Linked DNA regions of Homo sapiens: region 2 is linked to region 1. A link is a loop called in an ENCODE intact Hi-C map of the cell type or tissue named here. Cell type or tissue: heart left ventricle. All regions are shown on one strand. Region 1 overlaps FBXW11 (F-box and WD repeat domain containing 11). Region 2 overlaps FBXW11 (F-box and WD repeat domain containing 11).

Evidence for each region. A loop is a pair of places that touch in the nucleus more often than their neighbours do. Peaks named below come from ENCODE experiments on the same cell type or tissue, not always from the same donor. Only the 100,000 strongest peaks of a DNase experiment are listed, where the experiment ranks them.
Region 2: it touches region 1 in a loop (2.1-fold over the local background); 22 of 110 quality-filtered maps call a loop at or near these places.

The regions. Positions count from the first base shown.
Region 1 is chr5:172,001,298-172,003,797 of GRCh38, reverse strand. The region is part of intron 1 of FBXW11 (F-box and WD repeat domain containing 11); the gene reads left to right. Among named protein-coding and RNA genes, the nearest start is that of FBXW11, 4.1 kb to the left of the region's middle. In heart left ventricle, a CTCF peak has its summit at 1,268; no DNase peak of the experiment used is centred here; H3K4me3 peaks cover 267 bases; H3K27ac peaks cover 881 bases.
Region 2 is chr5:171,953,514-171,956,013 of GRCh38, reverse strand. All of the region lies in intron 2 of FBXW11 (F-box and WD repeat domain containing 11), which reads left to right. Among named protein-coding and RNA genes, the nearest start is that of FBXW11, 52 kb to the left of the region's middle. In heart left ventricle, no CTCF peak of the experiment used is centred here; no DNase peak of the experiment used is centred here; H3K27ac peaks cover 739 bases.

The sequences.
Region 1 (2,500 bases):
TCTGTTTTTCCTTGCATTTTTGATAAGTATATTAGGAAATAAAGCTGGTGATAGCAGAATAGTTAAATTTCTAAAATATAACCCCCACTTTGACTCCTACCGCTGCCTGAGGCCTGGGTCCACCCAGGTTGCTTCTCCTCCTGACCCACTCTATAGGATTCAGCTTTGAATATTAGTAAAGTCTATAAGCTCTTAATTTAGACCCTGAATTTACAGTTACTAATGGTAAATAATTTAACCGCCAGATGACTTTTAGGGCCTTATATTGGCCCAGGGCTATACCTGTTAGTGGGCCTATTTTTCCAAACTTCTGAGTTTGGTAAAATTCGCCTTATGAATGAGGCAGAAAACTAGTAATTCATTTTGGAAATATGTAAAGTTTATCCGGCTATGTTCAATGGACTTCATTGGGAAGAATGAGAACTGTACAATATGTATCACGTGGTATTTATTAACCTTTGAGTTAGGAATATGACTTGATTTTCAGGCACTCATCACTAGAAAGCACTCACAAGAGCTTCTGATTGGAAGAGAAAGATGATTAGATTACCCTGTAAGAAGCCAGCAGAAATTGATGCTATCACTTTAGGAAAGGCGATCCTGCCTCCTCCACGGGTGTGAGTGAATCCCCTCTTCCCTTTACACAATTAATGGATGGTTTATAATTAATTGTTAAATGACTTCCCTTTTTGCTAAGTGACCTTAAGTGAGTCATTTCCCTTCTGTCTTATCTCTTAAGTGGCTGTATTACTTGTTCAATGAAGTAATGTAGGTTAAAATACACTGATCCTTATTAAGAAGGTGTGGGCAGGTGCGGTGGCTCTAGCCTGTAATCCCAGCACTTTAGGAGGTGGGAGGATTGCTTGAGCCCAGGAGTTAGAGACCAGCCTAGGCAACATAACAAAACCCTGTCTCTACAAAAAATAAAAAAATTAGCCAGGCATAGTGGTTCACTCCTATAGTCCCTGCTACTCAGGAGCCTGAGGTGGGGAGGATTGCTTGAGCCCAGGAGTTTGAGGTTGCAGTGACCTGTGATTGTGCCACTGCACTCCAGCCTGGGTAACAGAGCAAGACACTCTCAAAAAAAAAAAAAAAAAAAAAGAAAAGAAAAAAGAAAGAAACGAATAAATGAAGTTACTGGAAATGTTGTCTTTTTTTCTTTTTGGATCTTTTTTTTTTCTTCCTGTCATTGACTTTCTCGGGGTGAGTGGGGTTGTTTAGTGACTTCATCAAGAAATTGGATATTACTTTGTCACCACCTTTCTCCTCATGTAGCACACCACTAGGGGTGCTAACTTACTGAATGCAGACTCAGTGGACACAGGTTTCAATAGGGTCCAAATGAATAAACCACACACACACACACACACACACACACACACATTTATATAAAATATATGGACCTCACTGACCTGCCTAAAGAGGCATTGGCTCAAATATATCAATTTTTGCCCCTGATTTTGCAGTAGGTTAGATATCCTTTCAGATTTGACATGGATAAACATGTTCCTGCACACAAGTCTTGGCATTCTGGGCTCTTGACTGCTATAGTCTGTCTCCTGCAAATAGGGAGCTAGCCCAGGAGAATCACTCAGCCATTACATAGATTCACAACAGCACATATATGCCTCTTACTAGTGTTGTTTGAGCCTGTGAATTCTAGAAACAAAATTATCTGCCCTGTAAGATCTGTGGGATCCTGGGTTCTACCTTGTGATATTTGTTCTTCATAGAAAACAAAGCATTTTAAGTCCTAGTGATTCCAATTCCAGTCTTCCTTTGTATTCCATTCTCCCTTATGGCTTTTCTGCCTACTTTCCTTGCTTACTGTATATTCTAGCACATGGAGGACCATGGTCCTCCAGATTCTGCTCACACGTTTCCTTTGTCAGCACTGATAGGAATGGACCTAAGCCCATTTATTGAAGGCTACTGATATTTATCAAAAGGATCTAATAGGTGGTTCTCTGGCCAAATTGGCTTAGGTTATATCTCAGCAATCTTCTCTTTCATTTATGCTAATGAAGTCCTATCCACCCATAAAACACAATAGGTGCCACCTCTTTTGATGTCAGTTTATATTATGGTAGCAGAGACTGTCTGGTTTTTGTGTCTGTATAGCACTGCCTATATGACACTCAAATGAAATGAATGAATTCTGGCACTTTGTATTTATCCTGTAGCACTTAACATATTTCAGGCTTGTAATATAGTTACCTGTTTGTGTCCTCTGTTGAATGATAAACTCCTCATGGGAAGGGCTGGGACCTTAATTATCTTCCAGTGACACACAGTTCCTTCATACACACGGTGTCTTCTTTGTGGTAGGCTTTCAGGAAATGTTGGGTTGAATTTTCCTGGTGATCATTTTCAGACATTATTGCCTTTTGCCTGTGTCTTAACTATCCTCTTTTCTAAACATTTTCACCCACATTACTAATTCTCACAATAATCAGTTCCAAATTTTTATGGGACTTATCATATCATCCTATTATATTAT
Region 2 (2,500 bases), 48 kb after region 1:
AGTAATTGGCCAATGGAAGGCATCATTCAATATATTTTAGTAACAGTATTGTGAGTTCTCTGGAGGTGGGGTGAGTGGGAGGAGGTACACGGGTTCCTACCTTGTTGAAAATGGAAATCCAAATTTGTTAAAAGTTCCTTGACTCATCTTTCTTAGTGAAATTCACTTAAGAAGGAAAAAAAGATTTTTTTTTTTTTGCCTTGATTGGGTCTTATTTCAGTGAGTGGAGCAATATTGTCTTTAGAGACGTGTAGAGTATTCTGTTTACTTAGGTTTAATTTTTGCTAGTATATAATTGAGGGTATGCAGCATAGTAAAATGAACTAAGTACTCAGCTCATTGGCATTAGCAAATCATTACTCTGTTTTGTCCCACATGTGAATGGAAAGTAAACATGTATTAATATTAATGAGCCTGGAAGACTTCCTTCCTCTGTACTCATTTAAGTATTATTTTAATGCCAACATTTCTCCCCTTTACCTCCAGTCTCCAAACAGTGCTAAAATTTCGTGCCTTAATTTGGGTTTGGGCTCTCAAAGAAGGCCTGTTGCTTATATGCTGCATCTTTGGTTTATTGCAAAGATGACTCTTCCTTTGCACACCTTTTAGCAACCTCATATTAGAGCAGGCCTGAGAAGGGAAGGAATAGTTAGGCTACCTGGAGAGAACAGAGCCTGGTTCTTTCCTGGTCTCTGAAGTTCCATGAAAGAGTCCCCCTTAAAATTGTCAGAGTGGACCCACTGATAATTGCAACTTGAGCCCATTGACCTGTCTATATGGCTGAATTTTAGTTTACCTTTCGAAAAAGCCGGAGGGAAGATAGTAGTTGCCCTTAGGCATAATTTACCCATTCCGGAAGTTTCTACCATCGTCTAGAAGGGAAAACAGGTATCAGAGACTTAAAAATCACTCATTACCAACTGTTACATGGTGCTTCACATATATTAGCTTTATGACAACCCTGTGAAGTAGGTGTTCTTATCTCCAATTTTCTGATATGGAAACTGAGTCTGACGTGACTATTTGGCCCAAGATAATGTTTACATAACTGTAAAGTTACTGGCATATGAATCACACACTTGCCTGATTCCCAAACTGGTTTTCTTTCCTCTACTCTGGAATGCTGCTTTTGTAGTTTTCCATGTTGGTTTTATTTGTAGAAACCTCACTATTGACACCTGGTATATGGTTTGTTTAGTTATTAATATTATTTGAAAATAAGAAAAGAAAAACCTGCCAAATTCTGTAGAAAAAAAAAGTTGCCATTCTTTTTGCCAAAATGAGCCCTCCTGAATCTTACAGCTAGTGAGGTTCCTGAGTGGACTTTCTGCAAACTTAATTCCATAAATATTTACTGAGCAATTGGTATGTGCCAGGGCCTCTATTGGTTATCTCTCAACCAAGCTGAACTGAGTCAGTGTTTCATTTGCCTCAGATGTCCTGATTCAACCAGTTGATTGTTATAGCAAATAATCAGGAATTCAGACCATGTGGATTATTGATTTGCCCAGATTCCTGTGGCATGAGAATCATACCAATGTTAATAATAGTATGTATCATTTATTTTCCACGTTCTTTCTATGTGTTGGACTCTAGGAATTGGATTATCTCATTTGATCTTTTATGGAAAAGTTATCTACCTTGCCATTTTTGTATATGAAATTATAGAGGTGAATTGACCTGCCTAAGGTTACACATTTATTTAAGTGGCAGAACTGGGTTAGGAACATAATCTGGATGACTGCAAAGCCAGTGCTCTAGTCACCAGTCTGTAGTGACAACTGCCATTTTAACTTGCAACTGCCATTTTTAGGTTGAAACAAATTCCCCTTAATTTTTGGAGTTAAAAATTTAAAGCCAACACAGCAGCATGATGTAATAGACTGGCAAGTTGTCTTGGGAATGTCATTTGCAGCCTCAGCTGGGGGAGAGTGTTAGTGATAAGCCTTTTGCTGGGGTAGGACTGATTGCTTGGAATGACAGTGAGGATCACGTGAATTGAGTTTGAGTGCCTCCTTCCAAGCTCTAGTGCATATAGTGCTGGGCAGTAAGTAGCACAACTTCTTGACAGCTGCCTTTCTTGTTTCTTTTTTTACTTTTAATAGGTGTAGTGAGCCACAGTGGTCTGAGAATGCCACAGAACTTATCATAGCTTTTGATATAAGAGAATATTTTTTAGAGGAGGGAGATAGCTTGGTAGAAAGAACCCTGGCTTTGGTGCAGACAAACCTCTATTCTAGTCCTGTTCCTACTACTTAATGACTTTGTGATACTGGGCAAGTTACTTTATTTTCCCGAACCCCTGTTTCCTCATCTTTAAAAATCATAAAGGGTTTTTATGAGGTAGAGAAAGATAATTGCCACCTCTTACTGATTCTTACTCTTGGGGGGTATGAAATCCATTTTTTAAATTTACTTGCTCCTGGTTCTCCATGTAAGAAGGAATTTCAGTCTTAGATTCCAGGGCTAGGTAAGGATTAGCTAAAAGACCATGCATATG